3 separate regions of the Homo sapiens genome follow, and regions 1 and 3 are each linked to region 2. The links are chromatin loops, found by intact Hi-C in ENCODE. Cell type or tissue: dorsolateral prefrontal cortex. All regions are shown on one strand. Region 1 overlaps KLHL32 (kelch like family member 32). Region 2 holds the start of KLHL32 (kelch like family member 32). Region 3 overlaps KLHL32 (kelch like family member 32).

Region 1 (8,000 bases), 64 kb before region 2:
TTCTCCCATAACACAACTCACTCACAAGCTGGCCCTCTTCATGTCATCCTGTGGGAATTGGGGCTCAGAAAAGAGGTGCAAAAATGCTGAGACTTGATTACTACTGCCATTATGAGGATAAACTCCTTTGTTTCTGATTAGGAGTCTTATGTCTTCTACCAGCATCTATAACAGTGTGGTAGCCTGACTAGTTAGCTTGCAAGTAGGGTAAAAATCTCAGAATTTTGATAGTTCCTGACAGGAGAAGGGTGCAACAATGGCAACAAAATGTTCCCCTACTTGTGTCTATGCCCTTTTGTACACCCTCTTAAAATGATTCTGATGATTCTGGACTTGGCCATCTGACTTGCTCGGCCAGCAGGGGGGACATTAGCAAACAAGACCCAAACAGAAGCTTGAGAAGCACTTGTGCCTTGAGGCTGGTCCTCTTGTGTTCTTAGGATTTAGTTGCCACGTGAAAATGCCTAGGCTAGTTTCTAAATACATGGCCCAGCTTCCCTTACCACCCCAACCAACAGCCTACCAATCACCAGCCATGTCAACAAGGCCAACTTAGATCACTAGCCTCCAATCAACCCTTTGATTAACCACTGATGCAAAAGCAAATCCAGTAGAGATCAGCTGAGCTGACAGACCAGAACAATTCAGCCTCTAGGTTTTCGGGTACTTTGTTATGCAGCAAAAGCTAACAGAAAATACTGAGTATAAGGAAAAAATTACTTCCAGTATGGTATCTATATTACAAGCTCCATAGGGCTCAGCCTATGTCTCTTAAATACCAAAACTCCAGCACTTAGCACTGCCCAGATAACAGTTAAGTGCCAACTGCTCCAACTTTATTCGGCTTTCTCCATCTGAACAATCAGTGCACAAGTCAGTGAATTTTCATCTTACAAGCAGCTTATGAGACTGAAGGAAATGCACATGAATCCAGCAGAGCACACAGCTTAAGTGGAAACGGCACAACTTGGTACTGAGGGAGACAGATGTGTGAAAATCAGCTCTTCTACTTTATATCTGGCAGTCCCTGGGCAAATTATTTAAACATATCGTAATTTAGTTCCCACACCTGCAAAATGCAAATAATGAAGTTTCTCCAGAGGCTTTATAATATAGGTATTACAAAGGAGGCACTCTTTGTGCATAACCTATTAGAGTATGAGGGGCATTGTGGTGGAAGAGTTGAGAAACTGGGAGTAGCAGCAAACACCGTTAAATGCCAACAAGTGAAATGGTCTCTTGCACTCACATGCGCGCACGTATTGATACGCTCTCCCCTCTCTCTCTCACACATACACAAATGTGCGAAATCAAATCATTTCCCAAAATGAAATTCAAAACCGGGATTCCAGCCAAGATGGCTGACTAGAAGCAGCTAGTGCGCATTGCTCTCAGAGAGAGAAGAGAGTAGTGAGTAAACATTAGCTCTTCAACTGGATTATCCAAGTGGACACTTTCATCAAGGAAGCAATACAATCCACACAGAAGTGAGAAGAGTGAGACAGGACAACTGCCCACCGGGGAGAGGCGAAGAGCCAGGGGAGGCCCCCCACAGCCAGGAAACGGTGAGTGAGTCAGTGAGAGTCCCTGGGGACCCACACTTCTGCCATGGACCTTTGCAACCCTGGGTCCCGGGAGCCATGGATCCCCTGGTACCGGACACCGGCAGCTGCATCTCTGGCAACAAGAGAGGTCAGGCTCCCGCACAGGCCCACCAGGATGGGGGCAAATCCACAGGGCTGAGCAGCAGATGGAGTGCACGCCTCACCTCCACTGCACCTCGCCAGACATGGCCCACTGGCCTGGGACTCTACTGCGGCCATCGCAGCCCTGCCTGAGCTCTCGGGTCGCAGGCAGGCCGCCATTTCTGCCGCTCGGAAGCCCTCGCTCTTGCTGCCCTCAGGCTGGGGAGGGAGCACAGTGATTAGGGACTATCATAGACCCCCAGCACAGCGCAGCCACCTTACCCGGAAAAGCGGCCTGTTTTCAATGCCGTCCCCCGCCCCTGCTACTCCTCACTGGGCAGGGCCTCTAGATCTGCGACCTTGGCCACTCCCTGCTAGGGCTCTCCGCGGTAGCAGCTCTGCACTTTCTTGGAAGGGATCTCCCGGAGGTAACAGGCAAGCTACTACTTTTGCTGCTCTGAAGCCCTCGCTCCTGTGGCTCTCCGGCTTGGGAAGGAACGCAGTGATCAGGCACTAAGGCAGAGCTGCCTTACAGAAAAGCGGCCAGTTTTCCACACAGGTCCCCACCCTGCTACCCCTCAATGGGCAGGATCTCTCCACCTGGGCGCCTAGCACAACCGCCCTGCCCTGGCCTGAACATGTCAGTTGGTGGCAGCTCTGTGTTTCTTTGGGGAGGAAATCCCCAGAGACAACCCATAGCCCCTCTGCCATTACAGCTGCGATGGGTACCACCCTTACTGCATTGGGGAAGGAACAAAGGGCCTGGTTGCTATGCTGACATCCCTAGCACACCCAGCCACCATACGGAGAGAAACCCAATGTCTCTTCTCTGTGAGCTCCCACCCTGTATTCTTCCCCAGGAAGGACCCTTCAGCTGGAATTGCAGAGCAGACACCCCACCCCCAGCTGAGCATTTCCACTGCTAGTGGCTCTAAGTTTCCCTGGGAGGGGCTCCCAGAGGCAACCAACAGACCCTCTGCCACCGCCAGTGCACTGGTCCTGCCCTTGCTGCCCTTGCATTGGGGAAGGAACAAAGAACCTGAGGGCTTCACCTGCACTCCCAGCACCAAAACCGCCATAAGGAGAGGAGCCCAGTCTCTCCTCCCCATGAGGCCTTGACCCCCTGCGCTTCACCAAGCAGGGCCAGTAGTGCAGTCACCACAAGCCCCGATTAAACATTCCCATTAGTAACGGGTCTGTGATTCTCTGTGGTGGAGCTCCTAGACAAAACCGAAAGCCCCTCTGCCACTGCCACTGCAGTGGTACTTCCCTTGCTGCCCTTGGACTAAGGAAGGAACAAAGACCTTAAGTGCTTTACCTACACCTCCAGAAACCACAGCCATCTTAAAGAGAAGAGGCCAGTCTAGCTCACCTATGAGCCTCCAATGCTCCCTGCTCATCACCAAGCAAGCCCCGCCCCCACCCCAGCTTGGGCCCATAACACAGCTGCCCAACTCTGGGCCAATCACACCAACTGGTAGCAGCTCCGTATTTCTCTGGGCTGGAGCCCCAAGAGACAAGTGAATGGCTCTCTGCTACAGCCACTGCCAAGGTCCCTCCCTCTGCTGCCTCCAAGTTGGAGAGGACACACAAAGCCTGAGCTCACCCCAGAGCTGCAGTGTGCACCCTGGGAGTGCCAATCCAAGATCTGCAGCCAGAAATTGACTGGGAGAAGAAACTACACTTTCAGAGCACTAAGAGGGAGCACAGCTGAAATCGAGAGGAAATACAGAGGAGCCACGTGGTTGAGCAAGAACTTACCATTATACTTAAGCACCATTTACTGGATCACAGCCCAAACTTCAACACCAAAAATACTTGCTAACATAACCCCCACCCCCATAAAAACAAGGACAAGAAATCAGCTGCAAATAAAGATCCTGCACAAAGCCTCAGCCCTTTGAAAACATCCAGAAAAGAGGCAACTGAATGTACTCAAATTGTAACTGTGAAAGGAACATCAGCACACAGAGATAAGAAAGAACTAGTACAAAAACTCTGGCAAGTCAAAAAGCCAGAGTGTCTTTTTCTCCAAACAACTGCACTAGTTCCCCAGCAAGTGTTCTTAACCAGGCTGAAATGGCTGAAATGACAGACAGAGAATTCAGAATATGGATGAGAATGAAGATCATCACAATTCAGGAGAAAGTTGAAACCCAATCCAAGGAATCCAAGGATTACAATAAAATTATATAAGAGCTGAAAGATGAAATGGCCATTATAAGAAAGAAACAAACTGATCTGATAGAGCTGACAAACAGTACAAGAATTTCATAATAATAATCGCACTTTTTTTTAACAGCAGAATAGACCAAGCTGAGGAGAGAATCTCAGAGCTTGAAGGCTGGTTTCTGAACTAATTCAGTCAGCCAAAAGTTTAAAAAATGAGTAAATCCTCCAAGAAATATTGGATTATGTAAAGAGACCACAGGTAAGACAAATTGGTATCCCTGGAAGAGAGGGGGGGAGAAAAAGCAACTTGGAAAACATATTTGAGGATATTATCCAGAAAAATTTCCCAAGTTTCATTAGAGAGGTGAACATTCAAATTCAGGAGATGTAGAGAATTTCTGCAAGATACTATACAAGACGACCATCCCCAAGACGCACAGTTGTCAGATTCTCCAAGGCTCACATGAAAGAAAAAAATATTAAAGGCAGCTAGAGATAAAGGGCAAATCACATATACAAACAGAAACCCATCAAGCTAACAGCATGCCTTTCAAAAGAAACCCTACAAGCCTGAAGAGATTGGGGCCTATATTCAGCATTCTTAAAGAAAAAAATTCCATCCAAGAAATTCATATCCAGCCAAACTCAGCTTCATAAGTGAAGGAGAAATAAAATCCTTTTCAGACAAGCAAATGCTAAGGGAATTCATTACCAACAGACCTGGCTTAACATAGGCACTTAAGGGAGTGCTAAATATGGAAATGAAACATCATTACCAGCTACCACAAAAACACTTATGTATATAGGCCACTGATACAATAAAGCAACCACACAATCAAGTCTGCATAATAACCAGCTAACAACACAATGAAAGGAAAATCCACACATGTCAATATTTTTTTTATTATACTTTAAATTTTAGGGTACATGTGCACAACGTGCAGGTTTGTTACATATGTATACATGTGCCATGCTGGTGTGCTGCACCCATTAACTTCTCATTTAACATTAGGTATATCTCCTAATGCTATCCCTCCTCCCTCCCCCAACCCCACAACAGGCCCCAGTGTGTGATGTTCCCCTTCCTGTCTCCATGTGTTCTCATTGTTCAATTCCCACCTGTGAGTGAGAACATGCGGTGTTTGGTTTTTTGTCCTTGCAACAGTTTGCTGAGAATGATGGTTTCCATCTTCATCCATGTCCCTACAAAGGACATGAACTCATCCTTTTTTATGGTTGCATAGTATTCCATGGTGTATATGTGCCACATTTTCTTAATCCAGTCTATCATTGTTGGACATTTGGGTTGGTTCCAAGTCTTTGCTATTGTGAATAGTGCTGCAATAAACATACGTGTGCATGTATCTTTATAGCAGCATGATTTATAATCCTTTGGGTATATACCCAGTAATGGGATGGCTGGGTCAAATGGTATTTCTAGTTCTAGATCCCTGAGGAATCGCCACACTGACTTCCACAATGGTTGAACTAGTTTACAGTCCCACCAACAGTGTAAAAGTGTTCCCATTTCTCCACATCCTCTCCAGCACCTGTTGTTTCCTGACTTTTTAATGATTGCCATTCTAACTGGTGTGAGATGGTATCTCACTGTGGTTTTGATTTGCATTTCTCTGATGGCCAGTGATGATGAGCATTTTTTCATGTGTCTTTTGGCTGCATAAATGTCTTCTTTTGAGAAGTGTCTGTTCATATCCTTCACCCACTTGTGGATGGGGTTGTTTGTTTTTTTCTTGTAGATTTGTTTGAGTTCATTGTAGATTCTGGATATTAGCCCTTTATCAGATGAGTAGATTGCACAAATTTTCTCCCATTCTGTAGGTTGCCTGTTCACTCTGATGGTAGTTTCTTTTGCTGTGCAGAAGCTCTTTAGTTTAATTAGATCCCATTTGTCTATTTTGGCTTTTGTTGCCATTGCTTTTGGTGTTTTAGACATGAAGTCCTTGCCCATGCCTATGTCCTGAATGGTATTGCCTAAGTTTTCTTCTAGGGTTTTTATGGTTTTAGGTCTAACATGTAAGTCTTTCATCCATCTTGAATTAATTTTTGTATAAGGTGTAAGGAAGGGATCCAGTTTCAGCTTTCTACATATGGCTAGCCAGTTTTCCCAGCACCATTTATTAAATAGGGAATCCTTTCCCCATTTCTTGTTTTTGTCAGGTTTGTCAAAGATCAGATGGTTGTAGATATGCCGCATTATTTCTGAGGGCTCTGTTCTGTTCCATTGGTCTATATCTCTGTTTTGGTACCAGTACCTTGCTGTTTTGGTTACTGTAGCCTTGCAGTATAGTTTGAAGTCAGGTAGCGTGATGCCTCCAGCTTTGTTCTTTTGGCTTAGGATTGTTTTGGCAATGCAGGCTCTGTTTTGGTTCCATATGAACTTTAAAGTAGTTTTTTCCAATTCTGTGAAGAAAGTCATTGGTAGCTTGATGGGGATGGCATTGAATCTATAAATTACTTCAGGCAGTATGGCCATTTTCATGATATTGATTCTTCCTACCCATAAGCATGGAATGTTCTTCCATTTGTTTGTATCCTCTTTTATTTCATTGAGCAGTGGTTTGCCAACGAGAACAAAGACACAACATACCAGAATCTCTGGGACACATTCAAAGCAGTGTGTAGAGGGAAATTTATACCACTAAATGCCCACAAGAGAAAGCAGGAGAGATCTAAAATTGACACCCTAACATCACAATTAAAAGAACTAGAGAAGCAAGAGCAAACACATTCAAAAGCTAGCAGAAGGCAAGAAATAAGTAAGATCAGAGCAGAACTGAAGGAAATAGAGACTCAAAAAACCCTTCAAAAAATCAATGAATCCAGGAGCTGGTTTTTTGAAAAGATCAACAAAATTGATAGACCGCTAGCAAGACTAATAAAGAAGAAAAGAGAGAAGAATGAAATAGATGCAATAAAAAATGATAAAGGGGATATCACCACTGATCCCATAGAAATACAAACTACTGGGGGGTGGAGCCAAGATGGCCGCATAGGAACAGCTCCAGTCTACAGCTCCCAGCGTGAGCGATGCAGAAGACAGGTGATTTCTGCATTTCCAACTGAGGTACTGGGTTCATCTCACTGGGGAGTGTCAGGAAGTGGGTGCAGGACAGTGGATGCAGTGCACCAAGCATGAGCTGAAGCAGGGCGAGGCATCGTCTCACCCAGGAAGTGCAAGGGGTCAGGGAATTCCCATTCCTAGTCAAAGAAAGGGGTGACAGATGGCACCTGGAAAATCGGGTCACTCCCACCCTAATACTGTGCTTTTCCAACGGTCTTAGCAAATGGCACACCAGGAGATTATATCCCGTGCATTGCTTGGAGGGTCCTACACCCACGAAGCCTCGCTCATTGCTAGCACAGCAGTGGGAGATCCAACTGCAAGGCAGCAGCCAGGCTGGGGGAGGGGCGCCCGCCATTGCCAAGGCTTGAGTAGGTAAACAAAGCAGCCAGGAAGCTCGAATTGGGTGGAGCCCACCACAGCTCAAGGAGGCCTGCCTGCCTCTGTAGACTCCACCTCTGGGGGCAGGGCACAGCCAAACAAAAGGCAGCAGAATCCTTTGCAGACTTAAATGTCCCTGTCTGACAGCCTTGACGAGAGTAGTGGTTCTCCCAGCATGCAGTTGGACATCTAAGAACGGACAGACTGCCTCCTCAAGTGGGTCCCTGACCCCTGAGTAGCCTAACTGGGAGGCCCCCCCCATTAGGGGCAGACTGACACCTCACACGGCCGGATACTCCTCTGAGACAAAAATTCCAGAGGAACGATCCGGCAGCAACATCTGCTGTTCACCAATATCTGCTGTTCTGCAGCCTCCACTGGTGATACCCAGGCAAACAGGGTCTGGAGTGGACCTCCAACAAACTCCAAAAGACCTGCAGCTGAGGGTCCTGACTGTTAGAAGGAAAACTAACAAACAGAAAAGACATCCACACCAAAACCCCATCTGTACGTCACCATCATCAAAGACCAAAGGTAGATAAATCCACAAAGATAGGGAAAAAACAGAGCAGAGAAGCTGGAAACTCTAAAAATCAGAGCACCTCTCCTCCTCCAAAGGACACAGCTCCTCACCAGCAATGGAACAAAGCTGGACGGAGAATGACTTTGACGAGTTGAGA
Region 2 (8,000 bases):
ATTCTATTTACTAATTCTCAACAACAGAGAAAGTAAAATGTTCTAGGATAAATTCTTAAGTTCTGCTCTACAAATTGGAAAACAATTCTGAAATAATAAGCAGTCTTATAGGCAGAGAAGGGAAGTAAGACACTGCCTGGCACAGAGACATAGCCACATCTATCTCTGCTGTCACCAAAAAGCCCCTTGCTTATTAAGAAAGATGGGCTCCTTACAGTATCATTTTTTCATAATATTTTCCATTACTTGCCAAATATATCTGTGAAGAGCAAATCATCATATTGGCTTATATTGTACTTGATAGGAATTAAAATCCCTCCAACTTTAAAGTAAATTCCTGTCATGACAAATATCCCCAGTGCTAGACTCTAGCTATGACGCCTTCTATTTTATTTCATCCTGTTACCTTGTGCTGAACATTCTAACAGGTAGCTCTCCCACCCAGTCACTGAAGATCTAGTAGTTAAATGCAAGTCTAACTCCCACTTGCTTGTCACATTTCTTTCATATCTCTACTGATGTAATAAATAAAAACATTGACCCAACCAGGATCAAGATTATAGTACATTTATCTGTCACCAAAGCCTTCTGTCTAGATTTGAGTACAGCTTTTCAAATGGTTTACAGCCCACATTTTTCCTTTACTTGTCCCAAACATATAAGACTTCATCAAAAGTATATGCAACCTTAAAATCTGTATCTGTAAGAGCCTCCTTAGCCTCCAAGTCTATGACTCTACTAGAAAAAAACGATTACATCTTTTATCATCTAATTTGCCAGAATCTTTTCCCATTTTTGAAAATCCATATATTTACCCACTCCAAATGAATTCATATAAAACGTGTATGCTTTTTCTATAGAAAAGTGATATCATGAGAGGAAATTATATACCAGCCATCAGACATTAAAAATGTAGACACATCATCATGGTTTATGGGTATTTATTGTGTGCCAGTCTCTGTATAGAGAATATAATACTTGGTTTGTCCCTTGACTTTATGTTCAGTCTTTAGAAGAATCAGTACTACATTCTCCAGATTCTCCTCTATGGCTACAACTCCTCTCCTAGTCTCCTTCCCAAATTTGTCTTCCTCCATCCCCTCCCACCCATCCGCAGTTGCATCCTCTGCTGCACTCCATCTTCCAGACCATAGTTCTTCCACAGCTTTCATCACTCGCTCAGCTACAGTAAGCTCATCAATATTAGGTATCACTAGCATCATCCTCTTAACCCACATTTCCAACAGACTGTCTGGTGGAGACTCCCATCTTTCAATAGCTATAAGGATTTTCATTTAATATAATCATACCCAGCCATCAAGTTCCAGCACTAATCCCCCTACTACCTAGGGACTGACCTGATCTCCACAATCAGAACATTTAAAATTTTTTCCCTGTGTCTGAGCTTCTATGGAATCTTATATTTCCATTGTAACATTTAACACATAACTCCCTCAAAATCACAATTATGTACATGTCTATAACCTGCATTAGGTAACAGTTGAGAAGAAGGAATGTGAAAAGAGAAGAGCAGCTGAAGTTGCAAGATTTCTTTCATTGCTCCAATTGGACTTCACAGTCTTAGATCCTCCATCTGTAAAATGGAAATAAGATGCCCACTTTATAGAGTCATTGTGAAGCCGATATGGAAGTAGCTTGCTCACAGAAGAGCTCGAAAAGTGGACGCTGCCAGGAGCAGTGTGTTTGCTCTGAATCATTGAGGGCAGAGACGGTATCTCCATGCACTCAGCCAGGACTTTGTTAGAACATTACTAACACACACCTGCATAGCTCCTTACTAGAGGTGCAACATATTTCCATGAAAGGAAAACTGAAATGGCTTTATTTACTGTTAAGGCATCTTTCCAGAGGGGGATTTTGGAATAAGAGAACCATGAGAAGTCGCTGTTCAAATCTTTTGGCTTTTCCTTTTAACTACACCTCTCTGGATCCACCAAAGAGACAATGTAAATAAAATGACACTCCTCTCTGACTACTTACCTACTTCAGTGAAGTCCACTAGCATCTCTGTAGCTCTAGGAGAAACACGAGAAAATGGCAGCTTCTCAAGACGTATTTACCTCACTACAAGATAGTTATTAAAGGAGTAAACATTTTGTATACCAGGGTGCTGGGATTTAATGTCTCTGAGTTCCCACTTATGTTTTCATTCCTTTGGCATCTTGCAGTATTCAGTGGTGGGTTTTACCTAATTATCTAACACTTTAATCAGACATTTTCATTAAAGGCTCAGGATGCTCCATTTGCTGACCAATCCTACGTCTTCCTATAACAAGCACTCAACTGAGTTTTTCTCCACTTCTTGGCCTTATGGCAAGAAAAAAAACATTAAGCCAGGAACATAAGTTCTAAACTATATATGCTTTTGTTTCACCAGATTCAAAAATTCCTATTTTAGAGCACTTCATGGTCTTTTATTTTCTGAGATATAAGACAGAGATCTAGAAAACCTCAAAAAATTTTTGAACCTGTTTATTGAAAAACAAAGGTAGAGCATTTATTAGACTTTAATATTGAAATAAAAAACTGATCACTCACAATGATGGATGTATTTTTTCACATCAGTATTTTGTTAGAGAATACTAACTTATAATTGAGTGAGACATCAGTAATTATGGGTTGCTAACTAGCAGGCCACAGGCTAGATATGACCCAGATACAATTTTTAATGTGGTCCTTACAGTTTTTAAAATTAAGGATACCTCATAAAAAAAATCCAGAAGCTTCTGTTTTCCTTAAAAAACTGTCATGTTTTAGAGCCTGGACAGTAACAATCGGCTACAGTGGAGTGGGAGCTGCCTCCTTTACAGTGGTTTGCAAGTTCCAGAGGCCACAGTTCACACTCCACTCCCTACCCTCTCTCCCACGTGTCTTGTCTAGGCCTGCTCCACTCCTTTATCTCACTTGTCAGATCCCTGCACACATCTGAAACGCACACACAACTTTTTTTTAAAGGCAAGGAGACTGGATCCAGAAAGGGCTTCCCCATTCACTAGCTGTGACCTTCAGCAAGGTTTGAGTCTTGGGTTCCTCAGCTTTAAATGGAAGGTAATTTATTGGCCTCAAAGGGTTGTTGTGAGGATTAAAAAAGAAGTATATGAAAAGTGCTTTCTACACTGTAATGTAAAATGTTTGTCATCATTCATCTCCCAAAGCTCTGTGAATTGCATAAATCCCCTCTATCTACCTCTGTCATTATTTGGCTTACTTGCTCCTCACATTATTTATTACACTCTCTATGACAGAGTTTAAAATCTAAATTAGAAGAATTTGACTTATTTCCTTGGGTCATTTAACAAGAAGTAGAAAAGATGAACAAATATCCAAGGAAAACAAAATTAATTCTTGAATGCCAGTGGATCTTTACTGGGCCATTTGTTTGTGATGGAGGCATGAAATTCGTGCAAAGTGTAATTACTGGATTGCTGATGCCTTCAAGTACTGTGTTACAAGTTCACCCAATAGACACCCGAGACCTCAAAATAAAACAAAACTGACAGCCCAGGTATTAGGCTGACCTGTTCCATTGGCCTATCAGTGTTCCAGTAGAGGACCCAGTCCCATCAGAAAAAAAACAAAAAGCAAAAACCACTGCACTTTCATATAAGCTCTAGTAAGCCATGGCACACATTTTATATCTATCTCTATCTGTGTATAGAGATAGATCTAAAAATAATCAATAAGAGATTTTTTAAAAAACAGAATCTTCTCAGAAATGAGCAGAGGTGCAAAAAACTGCGCTTCAATACTGATGCAGGGGATATAAAAATGCTAGCAAAGATGTATGTCATGAATGCTACCTTCTTACGTTACGAATTCACAAACGTATTCCTGTTCTGGTCAATTTACAATAGAAGCTCATTCTTGTGTGGGGAAACACAATTAAATCATCTGCTTTTAATTTAAAATAATCACGACTAAGTGAACTGCAAAATAAAACTGGAAATAGAGGGGAAGAAGGGATCTAAACTGCAGTCATCTTTCTTTATAAGATCACCAAAATGGGAGTAAATTATGATTCAAGACACAATCCGTTGAAAAATTCATCTGACGAATCCTTTTTAAAGCATACCATATAGTGCAATTACGGCTTTTCTTGAAGTTGAATGAAACCGCCACCTGAATACAGATTAACAAATGCCAAATTACGAAAGGTCCTCAGTGTATATTTTATTTTAAATATCAAAATAAATAACGGCATCATTTAAGAAACCAGTTCTTTCAATAGATGTCCCACGGCTGATGTTTAAGCAAGTCTCCTTGGCAACCAAGGAGCACAGTACATATTGGGCTCAGGGGGAGGGAAGAAAGGGGGAGCGACTCCAGGGCTGGCAGCATAAGTAACCTGAGTAGTGGCTGCTCCCGTTAGACGACACGGGCAGAGGCTGCATGGGCTGCAAGCCCCTGAAATGTCAACTCCGGGTCTGCCCCCACTTGGCGCACCAGCAGCCTCCCACCCTCTTCCTCAGGTCTGCAGAACAGGTTACAAGGAGAGAGACTGGCTTACCCGATGGGGTGAGCGGTCTGCTGGGTTAGGTGCCAGAGACGGCAGCGCAGGCACCGGCCTCTCCTTGATGCACAATGGCTCTGCTTCGCCCCACGATGCTGAGGTTAACAGAACCCGCAGTAGCTTCGCTCTGCTGGTTCGGGGATGCAGTAGCGAAGACGAGCGTCCTAGCGTGTTTGTGTGTGCGAAAGTGTGTGTGTGTGTGTGTGTGTGTGTGTGTGTGTGCCTGCGTGCGTGTGTGCGCGCGACTGCCTGCGCGCTCCCGAACTGTCGCGCGGGGAAACTGCTCCCTAGTAAATAAAAAGCCCTAGCCAGCACTGCAGGTGGCACGTCCCGCTGACTCCGCCCCAGGCGGTCGCGTCAGACTGGAGACGCACCTTGGCACCCCCGGGGCGGGTTCAGACGCCACAGGGCTCCGCCCCCTCCCGCCTCCAGCTAGCCCGCGCGCTCCCTCCCCCTCCCCCGCGATCCCGCGCACATCCTTTCGCCACCCCGCGCGCAACGCCACCGCCCGCCGCCAGCGCGCTCGCTCCCCTGCCGCCCCCCGCCCCCGCCCCCGCCGTCGGCGAGCTGCCAGCGCGCGCCCGCCGGTCCCGGAAGTACCCTCCTCCACGCCGCCCTCCTCCTCGCTCTCCGGCACCTGCGTCGCCGGCCCCTGGGTCACATGCGCAGTCTGTAGCCACCACTGCGGCGACTGAGACCCGGGAACCCAGCCTGCTCGCCCCCAGACTCCTTTCCCAGGGCTGGCGGGCAATCTGAGCAAACAGACCCCGTGGCCCTAACTCGGTGTTCCAGGGAGTCCTTGCTCTGCTAACTTGTGAAGTTCAAGTTGCCTCTAGTCCTAGCGGCCCTACAGTGGCCCTCCTTAGGATAATACACTCTATGGTACTGACCAGAACAAATTCACAGTAACTTTAAGAAACGTCAGGGGAACCAACCCGCCAGAGGTGGACGAAATCCCCAAGCCTGAGAAATGAGAAAGGGTGTGATTACTGTGGTTACTACTAATTCAGCAATAAAACCGCAAACAGACAACAACCACAGAACCATACCATTAAATTCCAGGGCCTGGCACACTCAAGTGCCACTTCCGAGTCATTCAGGTCACTCCTGTGTAAAACATGCTGAGAAACTCACACTAAAGCAAAGTGGGTAATTTTAATAGGTAAGTATTCCACCACCGAATTGAAAACCTTAGTCCAACGTGGAGGTAAGACACCAGAAGCAGGAAGAGTGTAACTAAATTGGAGTAAACTGTATTTTGTAGAAGTTCAGGATTTAACTTACTGCAAAGATAGTATGTTAATCCTATTTCTTGCAGGTTTATGTTCTGCCACAGAGTTGGGCTAGGAACAGTGCCCTGATCTATTTTGAGGTGTCCTTAATGTTCTCATTGGTCTCAAATCAGTGGTTCAGCGATTATTTTCTACTTCTAGATCCACAGGATTTGGGGGTTTATTCGTTTGCTCCCTCTGGAGGTTATCTGTCTGGCTTGTAGTGCTTCATTTTCATGGTTTTGATATCTGGACGCTAGGATGCTGGGTACCTACTTATCTAGCAGTCCTGGACACAGCATAGGACAAGGGAAAGAATGACAAACAACTGACTACAAACATTAGGTGCAGTGTCATCCTAAGAATTTTTCATAAGCAACTTGATAGTTTTCATTGCGTTGTCTTCTATCAGAAAATCGAATATGAAAGCGTCTTTGAACCAAAAATATTGACAGTGACTGGTATCAATAAATAAAACAGTCCTTTAAGATCCCCAAGGTGTTTGTCACTAAAGTGAGAATACTTAAAATTTTAAGCCCATCTATATTGATTGGATTATCTGTTTAGAATAAATAGCAGCTATTTATTTAGTATAATTAAATAGAGCAAAGACTATAATTGCATTTACACAGGAAAAGAATATTTACACCACCAACTCACCATCTGTGTGACTATGGAAGAGTCTCTTACTGCCCAAGCTGAGTGTCTCAGGGTATCTCCTGGCCCTAGCACAATGTCTGCCACATAGTATCGGCTCACTAAATATTGTTCATTGACACATGGCGTTGAGGTTTAAATGGTAAATGCCTAGTAAAATGTCTAGTTCAGAGAGGGCAAGATTTTCCTAAATGGCTCCTTAGTATTGATTTAAAGTTTATATTTTGTCTTAAGTATTTTATTTCTCTAAAATAAGAGACATTAGTTTATTCAATAGCCACCAAAATTCAACACAAACATATGTTGCAGTTTACTCCACTCCTAGAGGAGCAACTAGGTGTTAGGCACCATTTCTCTCTTAGGTACCATTATATATAGTCTTTCTCCTTATTAAGAAAATGACTTAAAATAATACTTCCCAAAAGCTGTTTTTTGGAATACTTATTATTTGTTCAGCAATTTTTTGAGCTCCTAGAATGTGTTAGGTGGTATAATCCATGTAGGTCTTTTAGTTGTCAATAAATATACATTGTTCCTGTTTCAATCTAGTGATGTTATGAGGGATGAGCTGAAGAAGATTTTTTTTTTTTAAAGTGTGAGTCTTTGGTTGCAACTGAAAACTCTCTGCCTAATTTAGGCAAGAAGGAACTTAGTAGAAGGATATCAGGAGCTCTAAGAATTGATGGGAAGCCTAGCTAGATACCCAGGATAGAAAGCCAGCAGGAGAACTCCAGAGGGCACAGAAGCAGTGACAACAGGATAATATCAGGACAGGAATGTTATGAGATGGTGTCTTCCATTGCTGAAATGGGTGAGTCCCAATTGATTGCTCTTTGTACTCCCAGTTGTAGTCTGCAGCTTCCAGTTGTTTTAGCCTGGAGCATTGGCCTGTCCCTCAGTTGTGGTAGTGTGGGACCCCTGCTCATAGCCCCACTAGATATAAAAAGAAAAGTGGACACTGGGTGGCTGGAAAATAGCATATATTCACTATAGGAAATTGGGTGCCAGGTCAAATGAGTTGGGGAAACACTGAAAACTAGGTTCATGTCACATTGGTATATTAAAGACTGAGGTCTTACACGAAAGAAACCTCTTTCACTTTCTTAAACAAGTATCCTAGAGTTTGGTTGAGTAGGTAACACTTTTTTGTTTTTCTCAGCTTGCCTCTTAATATACTTTGATAAGCATCTTGGAACACAAGTTTCTGCAGCATTTTTTTCATCTATCATCAGCTTGTCCATGAGCCAAGATATAGGAGGGTAGCATAAATCTAGTGCTGTGAGTTTTTATAAAGTCTGTATTCTAACAGCTCTGGAAGAATCAGATTTGAAACTGTCTCTACACAGATCAGATTTCTAGCTAAAACTACATCATGAAAGAGAGCTATGTCATAGTTCTTTGTTCAATTCCTGATAGCTGCCTCCTCCCGAAGCAAGTAAGGAGGAAATTGTCATTCTTAATGCCAGTGTCGTGGTTTTCTGTCACAAACCAGTAGTGACATTAAGGAATCACTGAGCCATATTTCTAATTACTGTACTACT
Region 3 (8,000 bases), 84 kb before region 2:
AGTGATTTTTTAAATGGAATAACAAAACAGGTACCATTCTCTCCATTTTACAACAACGAAACCAAGGCACAAAAACTGAAGTGAGTTTCCTCATATAATGTGGCAACTTAACAATAGAGAGGACATTCTAATAAAAAGTTATTTAACACTAGCTCAGTGCACTTTTCTGATACCAAACTGCTGAAATACACTGGATATTAAAATCTGCATCTTCTATGATGTGCAACTTTACACATATTTTTCTCATAAAGTACAAGGAATGTTATTTCTCACAAGAAAATGTACAATTATTTTAAGAGCATTTACTATATTTCACTTATGTAAAGGCTAGGAGGGGTAAGTATCCTTTTCTCACAAAATTACATGTCATGACATTTCTGCCATTTAAGATTACAAAACTCACTGACCAAACACCATTTAGAGGCACAGAGATCTCTATTATTAACAAGAAAAAGATGAAATTTTGAAAAAGGGCTCTTTTGGACTTAGAGTGCTGAGGAAGGTGCAGTGAAAAATAACCACAACCAAAACAATAACAATAATAATAAAGTTTTCTACATCAAACATGTCAAATCCTTCTGACTCTCTTTTGATATTCTGCTTTGAAATAAAGGAACCCAATTACTTCTTATATGAGAACCCTCATATATAGTTTAATTGCTCTTCAAATCTGAAACCTATGACTGAATTACGTTTCTCAACATTTTCAGGTGGCACTATGAGACCAGGATTACAGAAATGATAGTAAGCAAAGCCACATCTGAAAATTCACAAAAATTATGAAAAATTCACTGCAGCTAGCAACTGTTAAGATGCCTGTATTAGTTTCCTTGCTACTGTGATAGTACCACAAACTTCGTGGTTTAAAACAACACAAATCTATTTTATAGTTCTGGAAGTCAAAAGCCCAAAATGCGTCTCACTGGGCTAAAATCAAGGTGTCAGCAGGGCTGTATTCCTTCTGGAGGCTTTAGGAAGAACTTGTTTCCTTGTCTTTTCCAGCTTACAGAAGTCACTTGTTTCATGGTCTCCTCCTTCAAAGCCAACAATCACATCACTCCAACCTCTGCTTCTGTCCTGACTCCTCTGACTGTGACTCTGCTGACTCTTTCTTCTATCTTTAGGACTTTGTGGTTACATTGGGTCCAGCTACATAATCCAGGATAGTATTGCCACCTCAAGGTCCATCACTTCATTATTACAGGCTCCAGAAATTAGGGCATGGACATCTTTGGCCAGGGGGTCTATTATTTTGCCTACCATAATGCTCAATAGCTAATGGCAGACATGAACAGGGAGTACTCAGTTCCACACAGCTTGGTATAATGGAAAATGGAGGGGGTTTGGAGGCATGTTTGCCTAGGCTAGGGTTTAGACTCTAGCATTCAGCAGTTACGTGATTGATTACAAATTAATTCAATGTTTAGCAAACTTTAATTCATCATCTGTAAAGTTGTTGTAATATCTACATTTAAGGATTATTGGGGGGATTAAACAAAGTAACAAATGTGAATACAACTAGGACTGAGGTTAGCAAACAAATAAAGAAAGATTTTTAATAAACGCCAGTTTACCTTCCTTTCCATGTTTAGGTTTTGCAGCTTGAATAACAATCATTATTTCCTTAGTAAGAAGTGTATTCATTTTCTGGCCTATCCTTGCATCATTAATATCCTTTTCTACTCAGAAGTTTTAAATACTTTTATGTCAGCATGTCCATAAGCAGGAGATAAGTTTGTAATGACTCGGATGCTTAATTTTAATTCAAGATAAATGATCACTCTGAATATGTATCTATTTTTCACACTACAGTGAATTGGGGTTTTAGATGAGTTTATAGAGTTTCTAAAGGTTGTGACAAGAAATTCAACAATTTTATAATTTAATAGTTTTCTTTGCTCTTTTAAAGAGACTTTTCTCATTCATTATGCAAAAAGGCACAAATTTCCTTTTATTATAGCTTTGAGATTCACTCCCACCACACACATACTTGTGATTAGTAATTAATAATTGTCATCACTATTAGAAAACTTGTCTCATTCCAACCATTAGGGCATAATTCACTGGCTTCTCTAGGTGATTTATCACAAAGCTTCTTAAAAGTGACTTTTGCCTAAAATATGAAGATATGGTTCCTATTATTTTCAGCAACCACCTCTTGCAGGATTCAAAGAAGAACATGTCTCCCATTCTTAATAAACAGCAGTTTTGTTAAATGACCTCAAGTGCTAACCTAGTAGAATTTAACGTGAACTTGGCTAGACAAGAGATAAATGACCTAGCAATGATATGATGGCATACATGATAATTCCCTCATGTCCAAACGCTGTCCCTCCTCCCACTACCACTCATGATAAAATAATGGTCCACTGGGAAGCTCTCATTTACCATCTAGAAATAGAACCTTCTTCTGAGCAGGCTGTTAGGTATAGCAGGTGTACGTGTTAAAGATCAGAAAATGCTTCCACACATCCACTGGTATTTGCTTTCCTCTGCTGGACAATCTCCAGTAAAGAATAGTAAACTTGGTACTTCAAATTTCTAATATGCTGTCCAAAATACTCAGTGAAACTAATGATTGTTTTACTACTTAGGAAAAAAAGAAAGCCTAATAAGATACATAAAGGAATGTGCCTTTTATTCTTCTAGGTACTTTTTTATATTCAAAAGTTCTTGATTTCCCAAAAGCCACTATTTCCTTCCCTAGGTAGCAAGATTTGAGGTCATTTGAGGATATTTGTTTTTCAACATTAGGACCAAAATACAACACACAGCAGAATATTAGCAAGTATTTTTTTAGGAAAACACTTTTGTGGTTCCTCACTCATACACACACAAAATTGAGGAAACATGAGGGATAAATTCTTCAATATCTAAAATAACAAGATGATATATAATCAGAAATAGTTAAGGGGAACAATGCACTATATAGGATTCAATTTATAAACTTTTGTAATAATTTAAATGATGCTGATAAATGTTTTAAAAAATATTTGCTACACTTATTATCTGCAAAGTCCAGGGCTGGGTATTCAGCTATGATCTGGGGGAGAGGGAGAGACAGACATATGAACAAGTCCTGACTCTTCTAATACAGCAACCCTGCTCCACCAGCCCTACCAGAGCCAAGCACCACTGCTGCTGCAACTGCTGTCTTACCTCTATACCCATTCTGCTGATCCATTGCTTCTATCACTTTCCACTGATTGATAATCTGCAGTGAACCAGGAGCATGGCATAGAGTGTCCTATAAATATTTTTCTGTATGCTCACTTTTTTTTTTTTTTTTTTTTTTTTTGTCAAATCAGTGCCTGATCCTTTTCCTTACCCTAAGTCTAGGGAAAAACCCAGTAGCTTGTTTGGGCCATTTCAGTTTGTTTATTCTGCCTTCCTCTGTGTGAGGCTAAACAGAAGTCTTCATAGTTCTCCAGGCTGCAGGCTGGAGACATAGAAGCCTCTGTGTGGGGCCCTCTCACTGACAATGCCCCTCAGTCCCCAGAGCTGGTATCAAAGCTTTTTCAAGGGGAATGCAAATTACCTCCCTTCTTGACCTTAATTATAGTGTCTCAAAAACATATAATCTCCACATACATTTTTTAAGACACTAGAATTAAGATTAAGAAGACCCTCACGTGCTTTTTAAACTGCTCTTAAATATGAAACAGTCTGATGCTTTAGTAGGTATGAGCATGAAATACAGGCAGTCTTTCCTTCTACTGTCCAGCAAGATCACATTTCACTTCCATCAAATAGGGAATTCAAAGTAGTAAACAAATTATGTTCAAAACAGTAAACTAGCGTATGTAACAACAACAACAAAGCATGTACAAATCCTCCCTTTCACAATATACAAAGCAAAGGAACATCTCGCATGCATTTTTCCAGTCCATACACAACTTTCCAAACATTTCAAAGTACATTTATACAAGTGCTCTATTGCAAATTAAAACAGAAGCAACAGCATGGCCAGTAAATCCTAAAGTGTCGATAGTGAAGAGAGTTTTAGGTGCCCAGAGAGCCAATGTGTTTAAAAGATTAAACATTTACATTTGAAAAGCAAAGCCTTGCGAAAAATTATTTCAAAATAAAAGAAACATTTAAATTTAAAATATAGATGAAATTGGTAAAAATTGTCTCTGCTGAATAGCCTTAAAAATACTGTTTCTTAACAGAATTTTGGTTTATAAACCAAAATTCCACTCTATTGTGCTTGAAAACTAGATACCATCACCAATACTAGTAAACCATCAGTTTAACATCTAGTATGTTTCAGACCCTTGGTTTGCAACTGACATTTATCTTATTTAATTTCTACATTAGCCCCATTAAGTGACAACTCACCTGCTTTTACAATTGGAGAAGAATATAAAACTTAATGATATAAAGCCACTTGCCCAAGGATATACACAGCCAGAAAGTATGTGAACAGAGATGTTATAAATTAGACTGGTCTCAGTCTAAAACTATACTGCCCTTCTAATTAATTATCCTATAAAAATGCGGCTGGGGAGCCAAGACGGCCGGCTAAGCACAGCCAGGAGGAACATCTCCCATCAAGAGACAGGGACATAGGGAAGAATGAAATACTCTCTGAGCAGATCTTTGGAGAGAAGGCAATGAGTGGATGGAAGGAAGACATAGAGGCCAGGCTGGAGGGAAAGGATGCTAGGAACCCTGCACAGGGCTGCTGAGCAAAGGGACTCATTCCTGGGCTCCAGCGTCTCCTGGGGAAGGAGTGAGATGAACAGCCAAGGTATGGCCTGCTCTCACCTTGGATCTCCAGAATCCTATCAGCAGGAGACCCCATGACCTCCACAAACACTTACCCTGGCAGGGAGAGCTGCCAGGAGAGGTGGCAGGAGCAGGACTCCAGCCAGTGCACAGCTCAGAGAGTTTGGCATGGGAGTGGCTGCAATGGAGCACAGCCAGGGACACCTACGCTCCTCTAGGAGACATTAGCCTAGGGGTGACTGTCATACCTGGACACAGCAGGGTGGTCTTCCTTGTGAGATGGGGCTAGTCTGATCTGAGCACTACCCTGTCTTCTGGCCTCTCCTAGGGCTCCAGACTGGTTGCACCCACTTGCAGTGCAGCCTCAGATGCCCAAACAGGGTGCTTCCTGGAAAACTTTACCATAGCTCCTTTGCTGGCAGACTGCACCTGACTGTCAGAGAGTTCCAGTGCACTGGAACCGGCTGAAACACACAGGGCTGCCACGGTCTTCCCCCACCACAACCTCCCTCTGCTGGTGCTAGCACACCCTGACACCCAACCCCATGCCACCACCACTGGCACAAATGCCAGACAACCTGTTACCACAGTGCCCTGACCCTGTCATGTCACCACCACCACAACCACCTGCATGAGGAGGTGCAGCAGGAATGCCACTGCCCTGCTTCCACTGGTCCCACATCCCAGGCAATTCACATACACACTGAGCATTGCTGCAATCGCTGGCATGTGCAAGCGAGCACAAATTCCACTGCCAACACCTTGATGAAGTAATTTAGTGGGCAGCCCTCATCGGGGTGTTGTGGACAGCAGACTGGGAACACTTTGGCCCCTCCAGTGCAGCAGGTTCCTAACCTTTAGGGGCCAGAGAACAAAGCTAGGGCCCCACTGCCAGCCCCCCAGAGTTAGAGCACATAGTCCAGGAGTGCTGAGCTGAGCCTTGGCCTCATAAAATCTTCCACAAATGAGGCCAGTTGACTGTACCTACCTTATAGCACAATCAAACTCCCAAGGGTATCAAAGATGAAAAAGCAAAAAACCTCATCCAAAGGACAGCAACCTGAAGACTGAAGAAACATCAGCCCATACACATGAGAAAGAACCAGTGCAAGAACTGTGGCAACTCAGAAAACCAGAGGGTCTTCCTACCTTCAACCAGCCACGCTAGTTTGTCAGCAATGGTTCTTAACCAGGCTGAAATGGCTCAAATGACACATAGAATTCAAAATATGGATAGGAACAAAGATCATCCATATTCAAGAGAAAATCAAAACCCAATCCAAGAGATATAAGAAGTACAATAAAATGAAACAGGAGCGAAAAGATGAAATGGCCACTTTAAGAAATGATCTGGTAAAGCTGAAAAGCTCACTTTAAGGATTACATAATACAATCCTAAGTACTAACGGCAGAAATGATGAAGCCAAAGAAAGAGTCTCAGAACTCGAAGACTACCTCTCCAAAATATTTCAGTCAGACAAAAATAAATAAAAATGAGTAAAAAAGAATGAGCAAAACCTCCAAGAAATATGGGATAATGTAAAGAGACCAAATCTACAATTCATTAGCATCCCTAAAAGAGAGAGAGAAAAAAACAAGCAACTTAGAAAACATATTTAAAGATATCTTTCATGAAAATTTCCCCAACCTTGCTAAAGAGGCCAACACTAAAATTTGGGAAATGTGGAGAACCCCTGTGAGACACTATATGAGATGACCATCCCCAAGACACATAGTCCTCAGATTCCATAAGGTAGATATGAAAGAAAAACTCTTAAAAGCATCTAGAGAGAAGGGGTTGGTCACCTAAAAAGAGATCACCATCAAGCTAACAGTGGACCTTTCACCAGAAACCCTATAAGCAGAAGAGTTTGGGGGCCTATATTCAGCATTCTTAAAGAAAAAAAATCCAACAAAGAATGTCATACCTAACCAAACTAAGTTTCATAAGCAAAGGAGAAATAAGATCCTTTTCAGACAAGCAAATGGTACAGGAATTCATTACCACAAGATCTGCCTTACAAGAAGTCCTTAAAAGAGTGCTAACCATGGAAACAAAGACCATTACTGGTCACCACAAAAACACATTTAAGTATATAGAGCAACTACACAATCAAGTCTGCATAGTAACCAGCTAACAACACGATGACAGGATCAAACCCACACATATCAATATTAACCTTAAATGTAAACAGTATAAATGCCCAAATAAAAGGCACAGAATGTCAACTTGGATAAAGAAGCAAGACCCAACTGTATGCTCGCTTCAAGAGGCCCATCTCACATGCAATAACCCCGATAGGCTCAAAGTAAAGAAATGGAGAAAAATCTGCCAAGCAAACAGAAAACAGAAAAGAGCAGAGCTTTCTATTCTAGTATCAGGCAAAAAAGACTATAAATCAACAACAACAATTTAAAAAGACAAAGAAGAGCATTACCTAATGGTGAAGGACTCACTCAATGAAAAGACCTAACTATCCTAAATATGTATGCACCTAATAGAAGGGCACCCAGCTTCATAAAGCAAGTTCTTACAGACCTATGAAGAGACCTAGATAACTGAACAATAATAATGAGAGGCTTAAACACTCCACTGATAGTATTAGATCATTGAGGGAAAAAACTAACAAAGATATTCAGGACCTATACTCAGCACTTGACCAAATGGAACTAACAGACATCTACTGAACTTGATGCCCCAAAACAAGAGCATATACATTCTTCTCTTCTGTACATACTATACATTCTTCTCTTCTGCACATACCACATACTCTAAAATCAAGCACACATTTAGCCAGAAAACAATCCTCAGAAAATTAAAAAAAATAAAAAACTGAAAATATACCAACCACATTCTCAGAGCACAGTCTGATAGAAAAGACATTAATACTAAGAAAATCTCTCAAAACCACACAATTATATGGAAATTAAACAATCTGTTACAGAATGACTTGGGTAAACAGTGAAATTAAGGCATAAATCAAGAAATTATTTGAAACTAATGAGAATCAATTCACCACATGCCAGAATCTCTGGGACACAGCTAAAGCAGACTGAAGAAGAATGTTTATAGTAATAAATGCCCACATCAAAAAGTTAGAAATATCTCAAATTAACAACCTAATATCACACCTAGAAGAAATAGGAAAAGAACAGCAACCAACTCCCAAAGCTAGCAGAAGACAAGAAATAACCAAAATCAGAGCTGAATCGAATGAAATTGAGATGTGAAAAACCATACAAAAGTTCAACAAATTCAGAAGTTTGCT

Evidence for each region. Hi-C counts contacts between places; a loop is a spot of excess contacts. Peaks named below come from ENCODE experiments on the same cell type or tissue, not always from the same donor. Only the 100,000 strongest peaks of a DNase experiment are listed, where the experiment ranks them.
Region 1: it touches region 2 in a loop (2.9-fold over the local background); 4 of 110 quality-filtered maps call a loop at or near these places.
Region 3: it touches region 2 in a loop (3-fold over the local background); 4 of 110 quality-filtered maps call a loop at or near these places.

What each region holds. Positions count from the first base shown.
Region 1 is chr6:96,985,865-96,993,864 of GRCh38, reverse strand. The region is part of intron 3 of KLHL32 (kelch like family member 32); the gene reads right to left. Among named protein-coding and RNA genes, the nearest start is that of KLHL32, 65 kb to the right of the region's middle. RefSeq lists an enhancer at 1,585-2,084. In dorsolateral prefrontal cortex, no CTCF peak of the experiment used is centred here; DNase peaks (open chromatin) are centred at 384 and 3,204; H3K27ac peaks cover 4,820 bases.
Region 2 is chr6:96,921,555-96,929,554 of GRCh38, reverse strand. It overlaps KLHL32 (kelch like family member 32), which reads right to left and starts at 4,827. Exons shown (of 11, transcript NM_052904.4): 1 at 4,529-4,827. RefSeq lists a silencer at 4,791-5,100. In dorsolateral prefrontal cortex, no CTCF peak of the experiment used is centred here; DNase peaks (open chromatin) are centred at 4,434 and 4,884; H3K4me3 peaks cover 5,816 bases; H3K27ac peaks cover 8,000 bases.
Region 3 is chr6:97,005,425-97,013,424 of GRCh38, reverse strand. The region is part of intron 3 of KLHL32 (kelch like family member 32); the gene reads right to left. Among named protein-coding and RNA genes, the nearest start is that of KLHL32, 85 kb to the right of the region's middle. In dorsolateral prefrontal cortex, no CTCF peak of the experiment used is centred here; a DNase peak (open chromatin) is centred at 3,454; H3K4me3 peaks cover 3,401 bases; H3K27ac peaks cover 7,378 bases.